Linked DNA regions of Homo sapiens: all the other regions are linked to region 1. A link is a loop called in an ENCODE intact Hi-C map of the cell type or tissue named here. Cell type or tissue: PC-3. All regions are shown on one strand. Links, peaks and the distances in the headings refer to the core of each region. The heading gives the core; the rest is flanking DNA.

The links. Hi-C counts contacts between places; a loop is a spot of excess contacts. Peaks named below come from ENCODE experiments on the same cell type or tissue, not always from the same donor. Only the 100,000 strongest peaks of a DNase experiment are listed, where the experiment ranks them.
Region 2: a loop joins it to region 1, with 9 times the contacts of the local background. A loop is called at or near these places in 63 of 110 quality-filtered maps.
Region 3: a loop joins it to region 1, with 12 times the contacts of the local background. A loop is called at or near these places in 15 of 110 quality-filtered maps.

Annotation. Positions count from the first base shown.
Region 1 is chr7:27,192,576-27,200,673 of GRCh38, forward strand. It overlaps HOXA13 (homeobox A13), which reads right to left and starts at 7,516. Exons shown (of 2, transcript NM_000522.5): 1 at 6,581-7,516; 2 at 1,789-5,867. The coding sequence starts at 7,502. The coding sequence ends at 5,623. It overlaps HOTTIP (HOXA distal transcript antisense RNA), which reads left to right and starts at 7,846. Exons shown (of 3, transcript NR_037843.3): 1 at 7,846-7,946; 2 at 8,048-8,098. RefSeq lists enhancers at 1-112, 113-670. In PC-3, for the core only: CTCF peaks have their summits at 3,802 (motif pointing right) and 4,004; DNase peaks (open chromatin) are centred at 3,816 and 5,296; H3K4me3 peaks cover 5,000 bases; H3K27ac peaks cover 4,577 bases.
Region 2 is chr7:28,089,751-28,097,848 of GRCh38, forward strand. All of the region lies in intron 1 of JAZF1 (JAZF zinc finger 1), which reads right to left. Among named protein-coding and RNA genes, the nearest start is that of JAZF1-AS1, 87 kb to the right of the region's middle. In PC-3, for the core only: CTCF peaks have their summits at 4,065 (motif pointing left) and 4,268; DNase peaks (open chromatin) are centred at 4,061 and 7,061.
Region 3 is chr7:27,673,714-27,681,811 of GRCh38, forward strand. All of the region lies in intron 2 of LOC105375211 (a long non-coding RNA gene), which reads left to right. Among named protein-coding and RNA genes, the nearest start is that of HIBADH, 15 kb to the left of the region's middle. RefSeq lists an enhancer at 3,887-5,086. In PC-3, for the core only: no CTCF peak of the experiment used is centred there; a DNase peak (open chromatin) is centred at 4,438; H3K4me3 peaks cover 434 bases; H3K27ac peaks cover 3,092 bases.

The DNA.
Region 1 (8,098 bases), core at 1,870-6,869:
GGGTACCACTCTGGGTGCCAACCGGGACCTGCCGGTGCCACGGTCCCGTGCGCCGGGTCCCGGCCTCGGGCTGCGGGCGGCTTCGGGGCCTACAGCCCAGCGGCGCGGAGCGTGGCAGAGGCGCGGGGCGCAGCGCAGCCCGAGGCTGCCTCCCGCCCGGGCGGACGGCGCGGCCGCTGGGGTGCACAGCGTAGCCCCGCGTGCCCGGCTCGCTCTCCGTTCCCTCGGATAGCTCCCACCGCTCGGCTCCGGGCTCAGAAAGCGGAAGTATTTGGTAGAGAAAAACACGGTTTCTTTTCAGCTCGTCTCAAAATCCCTTTTAGAGAAAATGCTCCTGTCAAGTTTTATTTCCCGTTGCAAACCACCTTCCACGCTGCCAAGAATTAAGACCGGGAGAGATTAAATACCCGATTATTCTCCTGGGGAGGGCGGGGCGGGGCCGGGAAGTGGGCACCCACACCAAACATTCCTTGAAGTAGGCTTGTCCTGATCCAGCCGCGCCCGGGGAGCCCCACGAAGGCCCGCGCGGCCTGCGGTGACGTCAGCCTGCAGTTGCGGGGCCACTCACCCGCACAGACACGGCCCTTGCTGTTCCGCGCCGGGACCTCCGCCAGCCGTCCTGCCGCAGCCCCGACTGGCCCGCGTGCCGTCAGAGGGAGGCCCGCTTTACACCGGCCTGAGCCTCCATTTTGAGTAGGGGGTTCTTGTAGAAGCGTGGAGGGTTTGGGGCCGCGCCTCTGTCCCCGAGGGGCGCGACATCAGGTAGCTCTCCGAGTTCACACCCCAGTACCTGGGGGAGGACCTATGTCGCCGCATAACCGCCCGCAGAGGTTTGGAAATCTCTGAGACCCGTTGTAATTATTTCTGCCCAGTGGATCCGGCTCTTCAGCGTCACGAGAGCCGGGCAGAAATGAAATCAACTGTGGCAAGGCCTTGGCTGCTTTCACGGAGGAGTTTTTCTGCGCCAGTGTCTTTTTCCTTCCCTTTAAAATAAAATTAAAAATAGCAAGCACTTCTCAGGCATTCATCAGAGATAGATAGATGCACGAGGATTGAGTGGGCATTTTCATAAAGAATGAGGCCGGCTGTTATAGACCGGCGGCCTAGCAGATGAAAACTTAATTAGCGTGCCTGTCCTAAAACCTAGGCATAAATCTCCCTCTGCCTTTTGGATAACGCTATATCTTTGCTTATGAGAAATGGGATGTGAGCAACTCGCTGCACATTTCTCTGATTCTCCAGGTCTTGGTCGGCTGACACGCATTCGATCAAGTTTAAAGGAATGCGCATAAATCAGCAAGCCCCTAGCGTCTCCTTGGGAGAGGTCCGCAAATCCAGGAGGGCGCCTCTGAACCCACCGGGTCTGGGGATTAGCAGTCCAGGGCAACCTCCGTCTCTGCTCCTGAACTCGGGAATTCACAGAGGAAGCAAGACACTGCATCTTCACCAAGGCCTCCAAACACATGCAGCAGAGTGCAATCTGCACTTACATGTATTACAAAGTGAAATCTGTGTCAACTCTCCGCACACAAATGTTGCATCTGCAGCTGAATTTCACTGCCTAGTGGTGAATTTTTAAGAAAAGATTTCAACTAGGTTGTTTTAATTTTTTTCTTCCCTTTTCTGTTAATTTTTTTTAAAAACCCACAACTTGAATAACTTGAATGGGTGGCTTCAGCTCTGCATCAGTCACAAATAGGAGTGAAATGCATAGCGACATTTAACAATCATCCACTTAAAATAAGTAAATAAATATGATAGTACTGAGAGCAGATAGAAAAAGTAGCGTTTTTTTTTAAAGTCCCATTTTTATTTTCTTAATTCAGGAAGAGTTTTCTTTTTAGAAAAAAATACTTTAATCAGGCTTTCAACAACATTATCCATGGGTCAGTGGCTGATACTATTATTCCTATTTTTCAGGAGGTGGCTGGTCTCTCCTTGATTTTTGTTTTTGTTTTTGTTTTTGTTTTAAGGTTTTAGACTGATTGCTATTTGGGCATTAAAGGAGCCATAATAAATAATCCATGCCCACTTTAGGTTATCTGGTAGATCCACAGAAATTTTAAATAGGAGGAGAGTTAGGTAAGATCGACACTATCAATGACCATTTTAGAACTGGGGGGAAAAAATCCCCACAACAACCCTGAAATGTCTTCTGTCATTACAGTTTCAAAAACTAGAGAGAGAAAAAAAGAAGGCTACTACTTTACCCAGGGTTCCTGTAGTGGTGATGGCTTTCGAAAGGGGCGGGATCCCGGCTGGAGAGCTGCTGTTGGCCTCCTTCCTAGGCTCGAGGCTCAGAATATTTCTTACATCTAAAGAAAAATATCCCCTGTCAACAGAAGAGTCCCTTTTGGAGCTGTTCTTAAACACACAGTTTGATCCAGCTTTGAGGGGATTTTCCACCACTTTAAACATTTTGGGAGAAAGTTGTTACTTTGGCTTGATGGCAGCTCATTTGGAAATGGAGTACTGTTTGGAACAAGAGGTGGAGAGGTGGGTCTGAAGCAACATTATCATTTGTTTCCACAAGTGGAGTGAAAATCCTCAGGGCAGCAAAATATAATTGAATTTCTCGAGACCTTTCGATATGTATGTTTCAACACCAGCCTGTTTTTGAGACAGCTTTAGAGACTCTTTCGTAATTCTCATCTATAAAGAAGTTGTGAGTCCTCAGGAGAGGTTGGAGAGGTTTCCGGCAGCCACTTTTGTAACCAATCAATATTATTTTCCATAAAATGATGAATCTGGTTCTTCCATTCACTATTACTTTCCTCTAACGTAAAGATAAAATTAGCCTGCATCTCACAATTCTGCATCCCACGGCTACTGATTCCACCAACATTTTAATACATATGCGCATAGCATAGATTTGACAAAAACACATTATCCTATGTGTATATTAAATATACAAACATACATATGTATTCTTTATGACTCTGAATACAGCACCTGATTGTTGTTAGAGGTCAACAGTAGATATAATATTATTATTATAGTTTTGATGGAAGTTGTTAATATTAAACATATTTATTTATCCTACAAATCAAATGGCAGATTCACAAGCATCAATATAAGATTGCACACCACCCTGGAGCAGTACTCAGCTCTGAGTTATCCAGGATAACTCTCGTTCTGTATCCAATCCTGTGGTCATTTTGTAGATATGAAATATTAAGTCCTCTTTACTGACCTCTCAAGAGGTGGGTTTCTTAGACTTTCTGAAACATAACTCTAGAACTCTAGACTTAGCAAGGCATCTGAATCTTAATTTGCTGTAAAGACTCCTCAATAGCTCTAATTACAGTGTGAGACCACCCTGGAGGGTGAGGACCAGGAAGGAATGGTGATTTAAGAACACATCTTAGACTGTAACAAAAATGTACAGCTTTAAAGCAGATCTGCAGAAATCTGATGCAGAGCAAGCCACTGTGAAGACAAATCAAATTTGGCCATTAGAGAAAAGGAACAAGGCTTCATCTTGTAAAGTACATTTTGTACCTCAATTCTAGAAATCACCTTAAATTACAATATCTTGCGTCATTAGCAATTAATGATATGATATCTGTACAGATTCTACAAATATATATACAAGCACACACAAGCACTAATATGCAAATGTATACATGTGTACACATATTATATATATTTACATATATACAGGGACATGTATAATTTACATATATTCAAATTTGCTCCAGCTGGAGCCAAATAATTGAGTACTGAATCTCTAAAGTCAAGGAGGTAAGAGCTCTTGATTCCCTTGGTTGAAGAATTACAAGGAGGCTTGTCAACGCGAGGTGGCGCCCTTGATCTACTAATCCAGCTAAGGCCAATTCATGAGCTGTCAAAAGTCAAGGTCACAAATTGTCTTTTTTTTCGTCAAGGTCAAGGTTTAAGGCCTTTCGTAGTCCTGTCATTTCAACAAATATCAAAACCTGCCCTCTCAGACACATGCAGACCCAACAGCAGATTTTAAAATACGACAGCCTAGGCATTGCTGCTACAAAACAACTGGTTTTCATTTTCCACAGGGAGCCTGGGAATTCATACTATCTCTTCCTCCTTTCTTTTCTCTCCCTTTTGTAATACCTGACACTTTAATCTCCTTGAAGCACTTATCATTTTTTAGGATTTTAGTTATGAGGGATTTCTCCCTTTTCTTAAAAATTTGGTAGCAAAAGAAGTACTGAATAATAATAAAGAATGGTCCTTGGTTTATATAAGATAAACCTGCTCCTTTTCTTTCTGTGCAGTGCACATTTAGCATAGGAAAGTAAAGAGTATTTTCTGCAGATTTTAATGGCAGTGACTATTTTATTAACAATTAATATTACGATATCACTATCTACAGGTCTAAGGGTTTTTTTTTTTCATTTTTAGTAGAAATATTTAAAAAGCAGGTGCACAAATACATTTTCACAGTGTGCTGAATGTCTTTATTTACAAGATATCATTCTATAGTGAATATGAACAAAACGAATGTGCTGGTTGAAATAACTGCTTGATTAAAAATGTGCTGTGAAGATGAATCACTAATCTTTCTAATGCACTCTGATAACACAATAAACATGGAAAAATACTAATCCCTTAATAGATCAAAATATAGAATATAGACACCTAAATATTTCAGGGGAATGAATTTTCATTCTGAGTTTTCTAAAAAAGAAAAAAGAAAAATGATTTCTCCAGCAAATGTTTAGCAAATATTGGGAAATGCCAATTCAAATGAAAAAACGAATTGTGTTCAAACCAAAGTCCATCATGTTGGGATGGAAACTCTCGGGAGATCTCACATAAAGTGAATTCTGTGGATCATCTGATGATGTAAACATTTTCAAAAAGATACAAAATCCTTTGGAAAATAACGGATATTGGAGCAGTAAATATAGTTCAAATGCCACAAAATATGCTTGTTATAAGCAATTAAAAATTATTCTTAAAAAGACATTACCGACCCGGGTTCTCTTGTAGCCTGAAAGGTTCAGCTGGTTGGTTTTACTATACTACCAAGACAAATGATCCTCAGAAGAGTTTTCTCTCCCTTTCTCCCTTCACAGCAAATATTCCAAGATCATTATTTCAGTACCTTCTCGTTTCCCCTCTAAATCTATACATAAAATGTTTTGCAGAACGTACAACAACGGTAGGAATTTCACTAAGATTTACCTGAGCAGACGCTTAACATGCAAAGGGAATGGCGACCTAAGAAGGACAAGCAGATGTTTACAATGGCCTCTTGCGTTTGTAACCAACTTCCAGATTATTACCATCTAACGCAGTGTCCTAAAATGTAACGATCACTTAAATACTTACAAGATTTCAGTAACTGCGTAACTTATCTGAAATTGCGTATTTTGGGGGTTGACGTTTGACATTTAACGGGCTGGGCTGATGGGGTTGGCGGAAGAACTGGCAGTCTTTACCTTTCTTAAAGTTTTAAAACAGTTGTAGATTCCATTAAAGAGAAAGAGATCTCCTTCGGGAGAGGAAAATGCCAGTCTCTGTCTCTTTCTCTTTCCCATTCTTCAATTATTATTAAGCATTATTATCATTATCTGGGCAAAGCAACGAGTTCTGAAGCGTTTCTTCAAGTTGCCTTCTTGCTCTATTTTTAATCCATTAACTAGTGGTTTTCAGTTTGTTGATGACTTTTTTCTCTTTAACCCTCCTGTTCTGGAACCAGATTGTGACCTGCCGCTCAGAGAGATTCGTCGTGGCTGATATCCGCCTCCGTTTGTCCTTAGTAATGAATTTATTCGTGGCGTATTCCCGTTCAAGTTCTTTTAATTGCACCTTGGTATAAGGCACGCGCTTCTTTCTCCCCCTCCTATAGGAGCTGGCATCCGAGGGATGGGAGACCACGTCTAGAAGACAAGGGAGAAGGCAAGTTACACAGGGATCGGACCCCAGCCAGGGCATAGGCGACAGCTCGATCTGAGCCACCCGCCTTGCAGCGCCCGGCTGCTCTTTGCCACCCGCTGTACAATCCTGTCTTCTGCTAAAGCCTAGAGGGTCAGTGGGGAAGGTAGTTAGTTCTGAACTGAAATGAAATCACCCAGGGCTCCAGTGACTTCCCCAACCCGGCCATCCTGCAGGAGCAGCGCGTAGGCAGCCTCGAGTGATAGCCTGGTCCAACGGCCCACACCTTAGCGCCAGGCTCAAGGTACAACACTTCTGTGCCTGCCTCCTTTCTGGGTGCCCGTCCCAATACTCGAAGCTTCTACACTGAAGCCATTTTTGAGAGAATGAATAGGGAGGGGCAATTTGGGGAGCTGTTTTCTGGTCAATTTCTCATCCTTAAATTGGTGTCAGGGGCTGGGGAGGGCGGGGCGCAGAGGGAGAGGGAAGCTAGCCGAGGTCTCCACAAGCCACCCCTCACCCAGGGAGAGCCAGGGACCAGCTCAACTCGAGGCAGTGCAGGCAGACCCAGCCAGCCATGCTCGGGCTCCCAGGGGTGCAGAGCCGCTAGGGCAGACCAGGAAGAGAACAGAAACGCACCCGGGATCGCCCGGGTGCGAGCGGAGAAGAAGCTGGAGCAGAGCCGGAAGACCAGGGCTGGGAATAGGTCGTCATTTACCGGGCAGAGTGGACTTCCAGAGGTGGGGAGGCTGCGCCTGCTCTTTGGGGCAGTACATTTGGCCGTTCCAGCCGTTGGGCAGCGCCCAGGGCTGGTAGCTTTCCATGGGAAGACCCAAGGGTTCGTGGCGCGACTCGCCGGGGCCCCCGAGGCCCGGCACCACTGGCATATCCAGGTAGCCAGGCATGGGCTGATGGTGGTGGTAAGGCCCGGCTGCGTAGCCCTGGTGGTAGAAGGCGAACTCCTTAGCGCGGGAGCTGAACTCCTCGGCAGCTGGGCCGGCGGTATCCATGTACTTGTCCGCGAAGGCGGCGGCGGCGGCGGCCGAGGCGGGCTGCGCGCACGACTTGATGGCGTTGGGGTGCGGGCCCATGCGGGCGCACGGGTAGTAGCCGCTGCCGAAGTAGCCATAGGGCAGCGCCGCGGGCCCCGACGAGCTCTGCGCCGCTGCCGAGCAGGGGCTGCATTGCTTGGCGGCCTCTGCGCCCGCCGGGCCCGCCGGGCCGGGACCTCCCGAGGACGACGCGGCGGCGGCGGCGGCGGCTGCAGCGGCAGCCGCGGCAGCAGCGGCGGCAGCCGACGGGGGCGCCTCCCCGGGGGCGCTGCTGTAGGCGGACGCGGCTCCTGGCGCCAAGGGCGCCGGGTGCGCCATCAGGTTGCGGCACTGGTTGGCCGCGGCCGCCGCCGCAGCCGCGGCCGCCGCCGCCACCGAGAAGTTGCCCCCTGCCGCCGCAGCCGCCGGGTGGGGGAAGCCCCCGCCCCCGGCCCCGGCAGCCGCCGCCGCTGCAGCCGCTGCTGCAGCCGCCGCCGCCCCTTCCATGTTCTTGTTGAGCTCGTCGGCCACCAGGCCGCCGCCGTTGTCGTAGAGAAACATGACGGTGGGCTCGATCCAGCGGGGGTGGAGGAGCACGGAGGCTGTCATAGCCCGAGCCGCATGGAGAAGACCCCAGTGGCGCTGTTTTAAAAAGCCCCCAAGAAGTGAAGAGCGCGCGGCGCGGGGCCGGGGCCCGAGCGAGGGGGGCGGATCGCGCCCCGCGGGGTCGCGCCAGGCGGCCGCCCATTGGCCCGGCCCCCCCGCTCCGCCCACGGCGTATGCAAAGCGGGCGGCTCCGACTCCAGCTCTGCACGGTGCACCCGTCGTCCCCGCCGCGGCCCGCGCCGTCCCCAGCGCCAGCCGCGCGGCCGCGCACCATTCACCCGGGGGAGAGGCGGAGGAACGTGCGGGTGGGGCAGGGAAGGAAGGCGGCCCCATCTCCGCCCCCCTTCCCTTCCTTTATCCCAGTGGGGCCCAGACCCGCGCAACCAGGCGGGGAGGGGAGGTGGGCGCGCGATTGGGTTGCGATCTGGAGCAGTGGGGACAGGTCAGGTAATTCTGCCGGCGGTCAGGGATGGGAGAGTGGGGAGGACGGGACCAGCCTAGCTCAGAATGGGTGTTTCTTGGAGCCTCTGGGACTGTTTTCTTTCCAGGAACCGGCGCGTATTTCTGCAGTGAGACCACAGGACGGACATCGGCGCCTT
Region 2 (8,098 bases), core at 2,080-7,079, 900 kb after region 1:
AAGTAAATTCTTGTTATAAAGTGGCAAAGAACTTGATTGAACTGTGTTCATGTACTAGTATTTTGTAGAAGGTAGAATTGGCAAGTGATAAAATTGGCTATTTAGCTGAGGAAATTTCTAAGTGTTGAAAGAGGAGCTTGGTTCTTCCTGACTACATATAGTAAAATACAAGATGAGAGAAATTGAGATGTGAGGGAAACAAGAAACTCCGTGGTGAGATTACATCATTTAGATTCAAAAGTCCATGTAAGATTTGGGTCCCCAAGAAGTTAACCACAGGTACCATCAAATCCAGTATGGTGCCATTGTCAGTCAAGAATCAAGGTTGCCTGCCAGGGCTTCAATCCCAATATCCACTGTAGATACTAACAAGTTACTCAACCTCTTTAAACCACACTTTCCTCAACTTAAAAATCAGTTTAATGATTGAACCTACCTCATCGGACTATAGTGAAGATTGGATAAGATTGCCTGTATAGCTCTTATAGTGCCTAACATACCTTATGAACTCAATGAACATTAACTGCCATTATCATCATCATCACCTTCTTCATCATGAACAACAAATCTCTCTGCTTAACGAAGATGCTAATATCCAGTCAAACTGCAATCTTAATACTGGGTTTCCCCAGTTTCTTCAATAACTGCCTAACTTGCCCATTCATCTTATTTTTCATAACTTTAAACATTATTAAATCAAAGCATAAGACTCTAGTATAAATTCTAGGCCAATTACATGCCAAAAGGAAATTATTTTAGTGTTACAGTGCATTCTTAGCATTATCCTATTCTATCTACATGAAAAGTAAAAACTCACTCTGTTTAAAATATCTCCTTTGAGCATCACAATATCCTCCAACACAGGTACTAGTACTCCCACATAATAGAGAAGAAAAGTGAGGCGGCTTCACTGCCTAATCTACCCAAGGCCATAGGCTAGTAATTAGTGGAACCTGAATCAAAGCCAGCTTACCCGACTTTTAACCACACCTCCTCATTCTCTGTCTTCCTCTTTTCCTATTCAAGCTCTTATTTTTTTTTCTATTCCACAGACTTTTTTTTAGTTGTTTTTTTTTTTTTTTTTTTTGAGACGGAGTCTCGCTCTGTCACCCAGGCCGGACTGCGGACTGCAGTGGCGCGATCTCGGCTCACTGCAAGCTCCGCTTCCCGGGTTCACGCCATTCTCCTGCCTCAGCCTCCCGAGTAGCTGGGACTACAGGCGCCCGCCACCGCGCCCGGCTAATTTTTTGTATTTTTAGTAGAGACGGGGTTTCACCTTGTTAGCCAGGATGGTCTCAATCTCCTGACCTCATGATCCACCCGCCTCGGCCTCCCAAAGTGCTGGGATTACAGGCGTGAGCCACCGCGCCCGGCCTTTTTTTTAGTTTTTTAACTTAAAAGTTAATTAAAATTATTACTATTTTTTCTAATTATATCAGGGGAAATAATGTTATTCATATTTTTACATACTTTTGAGAGATGCACTTTCTTCTGTCAACCTGAACTTCAATTTTTTATTATGTCTCAACTAGAAGTCCATATTTTCATGAATATTTAATGTTTCCTCCTAACAGTCATGTTATTTTTCACGACTATTTAAAACCACAGTTGTTAAACTAGGTATTTATGAGGCATTTTCCCTTGCTCCCAATATGCTACCATAACAATTTTCACCACTAAGAACATTCTTAAAATAGTTTAGATTTTTTTTTATTTAGGTATTTCCCATTAAATCCACTTTTTGAGAAAAGAGAATACAGTTTTACTTTCTTTTATGCTCTTAAAATCAACTTAATACTAACCTGAATAAACAAAGTCCTGAATGAAGATTTCAATGTAAGTTAAATATACATATATATTATATATATATAACATATATATATATACACACACACAGACACACACATATATATGCACATGCAGAGAGAGAGAGAGAGAGATCAAAGGAAAATCTGTTTAATGTAAACTTTATTACTTTGGGGTTTTAAAATTCAGAAATACACTTCAACATTCATATTGCTGTTAGAATAGTCGGTGTGTGTATGGCCCAACTGGAAAATATTCTCTTGTTTTAAATGATGATGGGTCCTTGAATCCTGTGTAATGGAACTTAAAAGACTCACACCTTCTACCTTAGCATGTCAATAGGTCAAAACCTTGTAAAATCAACTTGGCAATAACATTTCATGCAGTCCAAGTATGTTACCGTAGCAGAAAATTTGCTACGATGGCTTAATTACACAAGTACATGGCAACATTCAACTTCTAGTGAGAAAAGGTTTAGATTTGGGGAAACTTTTCAATATTTTCTCTTTCCTCTCATTGAGGGTATATTTGGGTTATTACATATGACTTCACATATATATGTAAACACAATGTTGTATTTGTGTATATATGTAGACACTGTAATTACATATATAAAGGGCACTCAATGGGTAGGAGTCAATGTTTAAACTATCAACTTCTAATTAGTTTCAATTTTTTTTTTAACCTGACAGCAATAATCTAAACTCTAACATCCCATTTCAGGGACAAAAGGCAAAAAAAAAAAAAAAAAAAAAAAAAAAAAAAAAAAACAACTAATGTCAAAGTAGAGGAAGAAGGAAATAAAAAGATCTCATTTTTAGAAATGACAGCTCCTTATTTTGGCTTCTATTTAGTTAAAATACACGGTTGGACTGAGCTTTGATGTTATATTGCCTGTTCAGAAAGGGATAAGCAATATTAAAAGTATATAAAAAATTAAAATAGGGAAGAAAAGGAAAAGAAACTGCTTAAACTACTTCATAGAACTGCTTTTAGAAATTTCTGGCTGGATGCGGTGGCTCACACTTATAATCCCAGCACTTTGGGAGGCTGAGGCAGGCAGAGTGCTTGAGCCCAGGAGTTCAAGTCCAGCCTGGGCAACATAGTGAAATCCCATCTCTACAAAAATACAAAAAGAAAAAAAACCAAAAAAATTAGCTGAGTGTAGTGACTTGTGCCTGCAGTCCCAGCCACTCAGGAGGCTGAGGTGGGAGGATCACCTGGGCCTGGGAAGATCGAGGCTGCAGTGAGCCGTAATTACACAACTGCACTCCAGCCTGGGCAGTAGAGTGAGGCCCTGTTTCGAAAAAAAAAAGAAAGAAAGAAAAGAAAAAAAGGAAATTTTTATCTAGAAATTTCCATTCATAGACAAATAATCAAAACATTATTTCATGTAACTTAAATATCTTTCCTAAAACATATCCCTGAAAGGGTTTCTACAAAGTGTTCTAGTTGCCATGTGCACTGGAAGAACACAGAAGGGCACAATCTTTTTAAAAGCATTTTAAAATTTTGATGTTTTAATACTTCAGTGTGACTTATCACCCCTTACTTCCCACCATTAATTAGCATCTGTGAATTTGGTGTTTGATATGGTTTGGCTGTATCCCCACCCAAATCTCATACTGAATTGTAGCTCCATAATTCCCACATGTTGTGGGAGGGACCAGGTGGGAGATAACTGAATCCTGGGGGCGGTTTCCCCCATACTGTTCTCGTGGCAGTAAGTCTTGCGAGATCTGATGGTTTTATAAGGGGTTTCCCTCACTCGACGCATTCTCTCTTGTCTGCTGCCATGTAAGACATGCCTTCTGCCTTCCACCATGATTGTGAGGCCTCCCCAGCTACACGGAACTGTGAGTCCATTGAAACTCTTTCTTTATAAATTACCCAGTCTTGGGATGTCTTTATCAGCAGCGTTATCAGCAGCGTGAAAACAGACTACTACAATGTTGCAGACAAAAAAATTACTGATTGGATAACTTCAAACTTATCTGAAAAACTTGATTCTTCATCAATTACCACTTACATATGTTCCTTTCAATTTACTAAAAATTTCTCCTGGTATATGACCATTTCACATTGCTAAAATCCAGTCAGCTCTCTCAGGCGGCGCGTTCACTGGGTTGTTTTGCCCATTCAGGGGGAAATGAAGAGAGTGCCACAGTGATAGTTCACTTCTCACCGAGCTTTGGGCAAACCCAAAAGACAGGTGCCTGCCTGCAGATGCTTGTCCACTGTCTCTTTTCAAATGCTGTAGCGCCCCCCTGTGGCAATGCCTGCAAACAAGCCAATAACAAGAATGCCTTTTAGAATGAGCTGCAGACAAAAGTAAGGGTGTGGGTGGGCAGGAGCCAGGGAGGGAAGAATGCATTCAGTGCTCAGGACAACTTGACCCTCCCTCTTCAGTATTCCATATATTCATTCGCAAAGCTTGGAACTTAGATTCTTGTGTGGCCAAAGCAAGAGACAGACATTAACTATGAAAGCACATAAATAAAATTATTTCAGACAGTGATAAATGTCCCCACCACTCAGAGGTTCAAAATAGGGTAAGGCTATGAGACATGGTAATATGCATAAATCAGCAATGTAACCCTCTGAAGTAGAAGTCAACATTCGATCTGCTCGGAGGCAACAGACATTTGTATTTCTTTTTCGGATCAAGAGAGGATCTAAAAGTAAATCGTTGTCTGCCTCCCCGATATCCCTTCTTCCCTTTTCCCATCAATACAGATCCCTAATGTTCACTCAGAACAGAGGCTACATTGCCAGCCTGAAGGTCCCACGGCTGGCAAGGAACAAGACAGAAACCAAAGGGCTGACTCGCCAAACATCAGCAGTCTCCTTTCCAGCCCCGGCACCGAGTCTCCAGGGCTGCTCGCTTCTGCCTATCCGCTCCGTAGCACGAAAAGCCTGGAGAGGCTTGGCCTGGCCTGGGTTTCTGTTCTGACACATCAGCTAACTTTTTTGCGACCCTATACACATTAATAACTTCTGTCTCCAAACTGTCATCTGCTGAAAAGCAGCCATTTATCTTACAGGAATGCCATGGGGGAAGAAGGAACCCAGTAGGCACCCAGCACTTGAAATTTTCTGGCAGAAGGAACATGGGCAAGCAGACCCGAAGCTTCTCCTTCCAGGCAAGAACACCTGCTTCACCTCCACTTATTCATGTTTTGCTTATGGTGCTTTTTAAAAATTATTATTTTTTATTTTTTTTGCCAGCTCAGCCCCACCCTGTGGCCAGAGGGGACCAAGGGCCGAGCTGCGCCTGCTCATGATGTTTTAACAATGCCCTCTTTCCTCCACTGCCCTCAATCGTCCTACCAAAGCTCCCTTAGTAAGACGACAAGGAGGAAACACACAGAAATACATGTGGAGTCCCAACAAGAAAGAAGCTCCATCCAGAAAAACTGGCACCCCAGAGAAGGGCACAGTCTCTATGCTTTGGCTTACCTGATACCCACATGTACCCCAAGGGTGTGCCATCTCCGAATCTGAGAAGCTCCCACAGCACCAAAGCCAAACCACTTTCAAGGCTCCACGCAACCTCTCCCATCTTATTCCCACAAGTCTTCAGTTTCATCCCAGTCCCTCTCTTCATTCTCCATCAAGAGCACCACAATCATTCTACATATTTGTTCACTCTGTTGGGCCTCCTAGGCAAGCCCTGTATTAGTCCATTTTTATACTGCTATGAAGAACTGCCCAAGACTGGGTTATTTATAAAGGAAAGAGGTTTAATTGTCTCACAGTTCAGCATTATCGGGGAGGCCTCAGGAAACTTACGATCATGGCGGATGGTGAAGGGGAAGCAAAACATGATCTTCACAAGCAGGGAGGAAGGAGAAGTGCCAAGTGAAGGGGGAGGAGCCCCTTACAAAGCCATCAGATCTTGTGAGAACTAACTCACTATCATGAGAACAGCATGGGGGAAACCACCCCCATGATTCAATTACCTACAGCTGGTCTCTCCTTTGACACGTGGGGATTATGGGGAGTATAATTCAAGATGAGATTTGGGTGGGTACACAAACCCTAACCATATCAAGTCCCTACCTCAAGGAGTTCTCTGGCTTTCTGCTCATCTTCAGTCCACCTGTCCTTCTAGCAGAGCCTCTGCTGCCTTCCAACAGGTAATCATGGTCCCCTCCGCTGAACGTCAAATCCCTGTGAGATCCTAAGAGGGCATCAGTCAGCTTAGGCTGCCATAACAGAATACCACAGCCAGAGTGGCCTGAACAACAGAAGCAATTCTGGAGGGCAGAAGTCCCAGATCAAGGCACCATCAGGACTGTTCTGCTGAGGCCTTGCTTCCTGGCTCATAGGCTGGCCCTCTTGCTGTGTCCTCACACGGCTGAGACGGAGAGCTCTGGTGCTCCTCCTCTTCTTATACTAGCACTAGCCTTTACTGGGCCCCAACCGTATGACTCATTTAACCTTCATCATCCCCTCAAAGGCTCCATCTCCAAATATCCTGGGGGTTAGGGCTTCAACATATGAAATTTGGGGGGGGCACAAACATTCCATAGCATCAAGGATGGCGTGAGACAGAAGACACTAAAAGGGAGAGGGATAAGCAGAACTGAGAGGGAGGCCACTGAAGAGAGAAGTGGGAGGCAGGGCCTCTGTCCGCTCTTGGAGTTGGAGAAAACAAGAATGAAGGGAACAAGAGGGCCAGTGGTTAGGGTTGTCCGAGAAGTTCTGTGGTGAGGAAAAAACTATGAGTAAAAGGCAACACTTTTGGTTATAAAGCACAATAAGCTATGACAAGAAGCAGTCCTTTGCTGTTAATTCTCTGAAGGTTAACTTGACTGGACCATATATGTCGGAAATGACCTTTCCCTTGTCATAAAAATAACTGAAACCCTTACAGACATAATGAAAATCTTACTATCCACTATTGAGCAAGGAAAAACATCTATAATCAAATTAAATATTTTGTCTTTTAAGTGCATTAGCAAAATGATTTACATAAGAACTACACTTTTCACATAATCATTCATGCATGTTGATAGACGATTCAAGGAAAAATTCATAAAACAGAACTGCAGCTCAAATCTGTTCTGAACAATTTATCTTCTTACTACAAGATGGCCAATAAGAGACTATTTTTTAACTTTTTCATTTGCAATTTTTTTTTTAATTCTCAAATTGCATCTATATCTCAAATAAAGTAATGGGAACATTCTAGCTCTGGGGTGTGGAAAAGCAGCCATGGCCGTGGGAAGCTGACTGCAAATGAAACACTGGCTTACACTGCCCTCTGCTGGTATACTGACCACATTTCAAGTTCCTTCGTTTTTACAAAGTTGCCAAAAGACGTTCAGTATTTTGAAACAGCAAATTCAAGCCTAATTACTAAGAACAGGTTGTGGAAAATATTACCAAGTGGCTTAAATGCCATCTGCACCACATCAGGCACACATTCCTAATGAAAAGGGCACATGTGTAGAAAGAAATGGTGCCAAATCACACCTGCTAACCTAATATAAAGGGTTTTTAACTAACTCTTTAAAATATGCATTAAGTTAACAATAATGCCTTTAAATCACCCCCCACCCCCACTTTCCCACCCAACCTCTGCCACACTAACCAACTTTTCAGAAAACAAATATTGCAAAAAATGAAATCTTGGCTCCCACCACTGCATTTGGGCCTCTGCTTAAATCAGCTCAGCAATAAATAACTGCATGTTACCACAGTTTACAAAATTCATTTTCTAAGTACAGACTTTTTTTTTAAATTTAGATGCTGCTAATTTGCCAGAATGTTGCTGGAAAACATGCCATTTGTTTAAACACATACAACATCAGCCTCCATTAAAATGATTACAGCATCAATTCAAAAGTCTGAAGCATTTATTAGGTGTCTCTAATTCCACAGAGCCTTTTACTAAGCCCTGTATAAATTAGTTAAGCCAAATTCCTGCCTCAGAGCTTGTTTCCTAAAATAGATGAAGTCACACACATTGATACAATAGAACAACACAGGTACATTAACTTAAGTGAATGGACCTACATTGTGTTCTGAAGCAAGAAATGGGAGAGCTGAAGGAGCTGGATATATAAAGGGTGGGGCAAGAAGAAATCACAGCTGTCTACGAATCAGTCAGCAAGTCCTTTGGGAGGAGGTGGGATTTCAGGTAGCTGAATGAAGGGGAAGGTTCGGGGAGCTAAAAAGAAAGGTGGCAGCCACAGGCCTGCTAGAGTCTGGGAGGTCATTTTGCATGTAGAAATGGGAGGGTGACAGGAAAGAGGTAAATCTTGGAAATGCCATGACTCCCAGC
Region 3 (8,098 bases), core at 2,080-7,079, 480 kb after region 1:
TCTAGATTTATAAGAGAGAAAGAAACTTCATTTTATTTAAGTCAATATATTTTGGAGTCTCTTTATTATAGCAGCTTAGCTTGCACCTTGACTAATAAAGCCACTGCCATGTATTTTTTTTGTAAATGTCAGTAGATAGGCATGAATTTAAAAATGGAATCGTGTGCACAATAGCAAAGACTTGGAACCAACCCACATGTCCATCAATGATAGACTGGATTAAGAAAATGTGGCACATATAGGCTGGGCGTGGTGGCTCACACCTGTAATCCCAGCACTTTGGGAGGCCAAGGCAGGCAGATCACAAGGTCAGGAGATGGAGACCATCCTGGCTAACACGGTGAAACCCTGTCTCTACTAAAAATACAAAAAATTAGCCGGGTGTGGTGGCGGGCGCTTATAGTCCCAGCTACTCCGGAGGCCGAGGCAGGAGAATGGCCTGAACCTGGGAGGCAGAGCTTGCAGTGAGCTGAGATCCCACCACTGCACTCCAGCCTGGGCAACAGAGCGAGATTCCATCTCAAAAAAAAAAAAAAAAAAAAAAAGAAAAGAAAAGGAAAAAGAAAATGTGGCACATATACACCATGGAATACTACTCAGCCATAAAAAAGGATGAGTTCATGTCCTTTGCAGGGACATGGATGAAGCTGGAAACCATCATTCTGAGCTAACTATCACAAGGACAGAAAACCAAACACTGCATGTTCTCACTCATAGGTGGGAATTGAACAATGAGATCACTTGGACACAGGGTGGGGAACATCACACACTGGAGCCTGTAGGAGGGTGGGGGGCTGGGGGAGGGATAGCATTAGGAGAAATACCTAATGTAAATGATGAGTCGATGGGTGCAGCAAACAAACATAGCATATGTATACCTATGTATCAAACCTGCATGTTGTGCACATGTACCCTAGAACTTAAAGTATAATTAAAAAAAAATAAATAAAGTAGCAAAAAAAAATGGAATAGTGTGCATGTGCCATGGTATACAAGAAGACCAGCTGCTTCCACATCCTGGAAATGTCATTTTCTCAGTGCCTGGGAGTAATCAGGCCCTGAGAGACTGGGACAAGTTGTCTGAAAAGCACAAGAGACCAAAATAGGTACCAGAATGCAAATGTATTAATTTACTAGGAGAAATAAAACAGCAATACCCCTGTGGACATAATCAGCATATTCCCTCTCCTGTAATGAAGCTACATAGGAAGCTAAGCCATATTCAGAAGTCATTTCCATGATTTGCTAGAAATGTTTGAAGTTCAGGTGGTCAACCCAGGCTCTCCCTGGTTGATCTACATTGGAATTAGATGGTTCCTTCATGAGTATGAGAGAAACAGATAAATCAAATGTTTAGTGAATGTCCTGTTACTTTTGTGACCATATTAAGAGGAAGTACTCAAAATCAATGCCTAACTCTCCTATATTTATCTTTGCATTGGAAATGGTATTGCAAGGCCAGGCACAGTTGTCTCAGGTCTATAATTCCAGCATTTTGGGAGGCTGAGGTGGGAGAATCACTTGAGGCCTGGAGTTCAAGACCTGCCTGAGCAAAATAGTGAGACCATGATTCTACAAAAGAAAGAAAGAAAAAATAAATGGTTTTGCAACTGGAACCAGGAATAGGTCAAATTTAGGTGGCATAGTTTCCTTTTGCTTGGACAGTGGACACTACTGGTGTTTGCCTTTGTGACTTTTCTTTTTTTGAGACAGGATCTTGCTCTGTGGTCCAGGCTGGAGTACATTCATGTTCTTAGCTCAGGCATGTTCTTAGCTCACTGTGGCCTCAACCTCCTAGACTCAAGCAACCCTCCCATCTCAGCCTCCTGAGTAGCTGGGACTATAGACATGTGCCACTACAACTGGTTAATTAAAAAAAAAAATTGGTAGAGACTGTGCAGGCAGCGGGGGGCCTCACTAAAATTCCTCACTCAAGCTCAAGGGATCCCCCCACCTCAGCCTCCTGAACCACTGGGATTACAAGCACAAGTCACTGTGCCCAGCCCCAACTGTGACTTTTCTCATCCCAAGGGCTGATCCAAAGAGTATTGCTTGCCTTTCAGGAGATTTTCACCTGTTGGGGGGAAAAAATCTCCCTAGATTAGTAGACTTTCTGGGAAGTACTATCTTTGTTCTGAAGATATGCTATGTGTATTTTTTGGAGACAAAACATCTTTCTTTTAGGACATGACAGCAGTAGTAGACTGTTAGATCTTTTTCATGCCAGTCTTGGGTAAATTGAAAAGTTGGCAGCACTTCATCACATTCTACAATTTTTTTTCTAACTTGGTCATAAAATTCAAAGTCCTGGAACTACTGTTCTGTCCTGCCACAGTTGAACAACGACTTGTTTTGATTGATACATTCTTAAAATGTGATAATAACTTCAAACTGGTTTCATTAAAATTTTCTGGGCCTTTGGCCGGGCGTGGTGGCTCACGCCTGTAATCCCAGCACTCTGGGAGGCCGAGGCGGGCAGATCTCGAAGTCAGGAGATCGAGACCATCCTGGCTAACACGGTGAAACCCCGTCTCTACTAAAAATACAAAAAATTAGCCAGGCGTAGTGGCAGGCGCCTGTAGTCCCATTTACACGGGAGGCTGAGGCAGGAGAATGGCATGAACGCGGGAGGCGGAGCTTGCCGTGAGCCGAGATCACGCCACTGCACTCCAGCCTGGGAGACAGAGCGAGACTCTGTCTCAAAAAAAAAATTTCTGGGCCTTCGAGCTATCCTTCATGTGATTCCTTTTAGTTAGTTTTATAACTAAAAATTTAGGGGCATTTTGTTTTATCACATTCGCAAGTTATCAATGCATATCACTATAGCTCTCAATTATTCACAACATCCTATGGATTCACTTTCTAAGAGCACAGGAATCATGTCATAGTAATAATAACAATGATCTCTACCATTTATTGAGCATACTGTATATGCTAGGCACTATGTAAGTCCTTTACGTGGAGCAATTCAGGTCAACCTTTCAGCAACCCTTTGAAGCAATTATAATTATTCTTTGCATTTGAAGAGAAAACAATTAGGAAATGAAGAGGTTGTTAACTTGTCCAAGATTACACAGCTATAAATAGGACTAGAACTCAAAAAAAGGCATCTGATTCCAAAGGCCATGCTCATAACCACTATATATTCTGTCTTTCAAAAAATCAGGGGCTGCATCCCCATTGGGAATTTGAACTCTGGTTTTCCATGAGAAAACAAAACTAGTGAGGCCTTGCAGGGCTTTTTTTTTTTTTTAATATTTAATACATAAAAAATATTCAGTGCTAAACCTAATCTATACCATCCATATACAAAAAACTTTCATTGTGTAGGGTAGAATAATGAAAATATTTCTCAATAAATTTTTTTTTTTACTCTTTCTATTTGTAAACTTTTTGTCCCTAAAGAGATTCCTAACTACAGCTTTATCAAGAACAGTATACTTTAAAAAAGAAGTGGCCAGATGCAGTGGCTCACGTCTGTAATCCCAACAGTTTGGGAGGCCGGGGAGGGCAGATCGCTTGAGCACAGGAGTTCGAGACCAGCCTGGGCAACAAGGTGAAACCCCATCTCCACTAAAAATACTCAGGAAGCTGAGCTGGGAGGATCACTTGAGCCTGGGAGGCAGAAGTTGCAGTGCGCTGAGATTGTACCACTGCACTCCATCTTGGGCGACAGAGACACTGTCCCTCCCCCCAGAAGAAAAGAAGTCTATTCTTTCTTGCAGGTCCTTTTTTTGTTTTGTTTTGCTTTGCTTTGCTTTGTTTTTCCAACACACTTTCTGATTTTAACCTACTCAGCCAATGTGACAGAGATAATACCAGCCCTTGTCTCTCTATTCCATTTTCTGGGATATGGTCTTGGGTTCTGTTTAAGGAAGGTCCTGTCTCTGATTTGCATGTCTTTCTGCCATACTGAATCCTTCAAACCTTCCTTGGTCTTCCTGCACTGATCTCTCCTGAGTGTACCCTATGTAACTTGTCCTAATGGGGGTCTTTTGGGAAGTCTACAACATATGCCAATTTTCCGCATATTATTAGCCTCGGCTTTAGTGCTTTGGATCTCCCAACCATATTATGTAATGCTTGATGTATTAGGGATTCCCATTCTGAACTCTAAGAAAAATAATCAAACCAAAAATTACATTCAAGACTTTCTCCAGTGGTTTCCGTATATTAACTGATATGTCAAGGGCCCCCAAAACCATCCCCAGATTTGGTTATTTGCTAGAAGGACTCAGGAGTCAGCATATGGTCACACTCATGGCTATGATTTATTATAGCAAAAGGGTACAAAGAAAAATCAGCAAAGGCAAAAGCACATGGAGCAAAGTCTAGAGGAAACCAAGCTCAAGCTTTTGATAATTCTTTCCAAATGAAGTCACAGAAGACACGCCTAACTCCTTAGTAATGAGTCATGATGACATGTGGGAAGTGTTTTCTACCAGAGAAGCTCATTATACACTCTGCACCCAGGGTTTTACTGGTGGTTAAATCACATAGGCATCCTCTGCCTACCACCAAATTCCAGACTCCCAGAAATAAAGCAGGTATTCATCATAAACTCACATTGTTTGTATAGTTTAGGTATAGTAAGCCACTTTTATCAGTTAGCATAGTAGAAACCTTTCCCAAATTCAAGTTCGCAGATGTCAGCCAAGGGCAAACCTGGTAAGGAGCCAGGCCTGCCATGTTAACTGTTTTTTGTTTTTTTAAATATCTAAGGAAATACAAATAGAGGAGCTCTGGTAGAACAGATCTAAGGCAAATCTCTTGAGGGAGAGCCAAGGGTCTGAGGCTGGAGTCACCAGACATAACTGTCAAGTCCAAAGGTCTGCAGCTTGACAGTGAATGGGAAAGAAAGCTAAAATGGGAAACCGAGCAGGAAGTTGATTGAAGTACAGCCCACTGAATGCTTTGGTCAGAATTGATTCTTCCCAAATGCTGCTAGGTGCCCAAAGTTACCCTTCCAGGTGCATAGGTGAATCAAGCAACCTAAAGATACAGAGTCAAGATTGGCAAACACTCTCCAGATGCCACCCCACCCCCACCCACCCACCATGACATGGCAGATTCCTCAGGGAAGAAAGGCTATGACTGGTCACTGAGGTGAGTGTTTGTATTAGAAGGCCAGTGTTCTGAGTTTTCCATTTGTTTTTCCATTTGCTTTTTCCATTTGTTTCCAGCCAAAGTCTAATAGCTCTACAGTGTCTGACATGACCCATTCTTTCAATGATGCATTTGTGGCAGATGCTGAATTATGTGTATAGTACCCCACAACATATAGCCAACTATTCTTGAAGAAAAAGAAAAGCCCCGCCTCACTTTAAACCAGGCTGCAGTGTCCCATGCTCCTTGGGAAGAATGAGAGGCTATGTCAGGAATACTGTGGCCTGCACACAGTGACCTTAGGGCGTCATTATCCACTCACTTCCTCTGCAGCCAGTAGTAACAGGCCCTGAGAGGCTCATCAGAGAGTTAGATCTCTAAGGAGGCTAAAGCCTTGGGCATCTCTCTCAGGAAATAAAACAGTTTTTCCAAGCCCAATTCAGATGTTTGAATACTGGCTATAAATATTAGTTTCCTAGCAATTGATTAACAACATTTTTCATGACTCTCTGAACTAATAGACTTATTTGGTCCCTGGATCTTGCCTCTCACACACCTCTGGTGCTGAAAGTCCTGGACTGAAATGGATGTGGTATGTTGATCTCCAGGCAAACTGGAGAAATTCAATTCTGAATGCCTTGCTTGTAGAGAGCACCTCCTCAGACCCAATATCTATTCATAGATTTTGGATTTTACAGCCTCTGGCCACACATTCACTAGTCTAACTCTCCCACTGACTATTCTCTGAAGCAGCACTATGCAAAAGAAACATAATTTGAGCCATTTAAATTTTCTAGTAGCCACATTTCAAAAGAGGATAGAGAAATAAGTGAAATTAATTTTAATAATATATTTTATTTAACCTGATACTAAAAATAGTATTTCTTCATATAATCAATATTTAAAAATGATTAACAATATATTTTACACTTTTTTAGACTAAATCTTTTAATTCCAGGTTCTATTTTATGCTTGGAGTACATCTCAATTCGTACCAGCTACCTTTCAAGTGCTCAGTAGCCACCTGTGGCCAGTGGCTACCGTACGGGACTTTGAAGTTCTAGGGAAAGGCCAGGGGGTCACTCAGAATCCAGCAGTCAGGAAGTCTGTGACCCTGTAATGCACCCTACACATTAGCATTCAATGCCATTGTCCTAAGAAAATACCTGCAGATGTGCCCTGCTACATGCTTAGTATTTTCACACAGACTGATGCCAGATGAGTTTAATTACTAGGGTAGAAGAGCAGCTCCTCACCATAAAGTTCACCTTCAACTCCTAAAGACCCCGCCTCAAAAAGATCTATTGCCAGGCATGGTGGCTCACGCCTGTAATCCCAGCACTTAAGGAGGCCGAGGCAGGTGGATCGCCTGAGGCCAGGAGTTCAAGACCAGCTTGAGCAACACGGTGAGACCCCATTTCTATTTAAAAACAAAAATACAAAAATTAGCTGAATGTGGTGGCACAGGCCTGTAATCCCAGCTACTGGGGGTCGGAGGTGCGGGATGCTGAGGTGGGAGGATCGCTTGAGTCCAGGAGGTCAAGGCTGCAGTGAGCCATGATTTCACCACTGTACTCCAACCTGGGTGACAGAGCAAGACCCTGTCTCAAAAATAGAAAAAAAGACTTAGCACTCCTATTAAGTTCAGAATGAAGCCCTTAGCAGATATGTGCCACTATAAATTAAGGCCAGAGGCTTAATTCTTCCACTGGTTAATTTTAGGTTTTAAGGTGCTTTGAGACCAAGAAGTCAGAAAATTATCCCCATTCCAGATCTTTCATTCAAAAACCTCTGCTATATAGTCCTACAACCTCAAAAGAACTGGCAAAACTCATACAGTGCCACCAAACAAAATTTCTGTATCTGTCCAATCTTACAGGGCTCTGAGCATACCCTGAGAGTCAGCCATGTGAACTAGGAGTAAGGAAGGCCTCCCATGCAAATACAGCCAGTTACATGTCCCAGCAGACAAGGCCTAGGTCCAGGTCTTTCTGCTGTGCCAGGATGCAATCTGAGAGGGCCACTGGGGCCCTTTCAAGGAAACTAATTTGACTCATTAGGGACTCTAATGGTCCCGTGTGTAACATAACTTCTTTCATTAGTCAGGCAAGTGCAAATGGTACTCCTGGCCAAAAAATAAATGGGTGATTCCCAAAATGCTATTATTCTTTTTTCTGCCCCCTAAGCCTGCTAGGGTACAATGTCATCCAATTTAATCATAAACTTTCCTGTTTATCTGGGTTCATCTCAGGGAAGATGGGGCTATTAATGAAGATAGTTTTATTTATCACTTGTGCCTGACTACACTTGACACTGGACACTCAACCATCACCTGCAAAATGTGATAGAACAGTATAGACCACTGAGTAGATTCCTATCATACATGTAGAACCCTTTAGAGGACCTACACTTGTGACTCGCCTTGTAAGACATCACTTCCAGGTCCGAATGTACTTCCTGTTACCCCTAAACTCATGGCTAAGAATTCATCAACCACGTGCTAGAATACTTCAAATTTAGGGCATCTTCTTAATAGGGTAATTGCCCTTAATAGGCCAAACTTCACACTATGAAATTTTAAAAAATAACTTCATTCAGCCAATATTTAAAATACATACTACAATTATGTGTTTCAATCTGTCTACATTATTTGGGCTGCTGTAACAAAACATCAGCCGACAACAGAGGAATGAATAAAGAAATCATGGAGGCTGGGCGCAGTGCCTCATGCCTGTAATCCCAGCATTTTGGGAGGCCGAGGTGGGCGGATCATCTGAGGTCAGGAATTCAAGACCAGCCTGGCCAACATGGTAAAACCCCATCTCTACTAAAATTACAAAAATTAGCCAGGCGTGGTGGTAGGCGCTTGTAATCTCAGCTACTTGGGAGGCTGACGTGGGAGAATTGCTTGACCCCAGGAGGCAGAGGTTGCAGTGAGCCAAGATCGCATCACTGCACTCCAGCCTGAGCGACAGAGCAATACTGTCTCAAA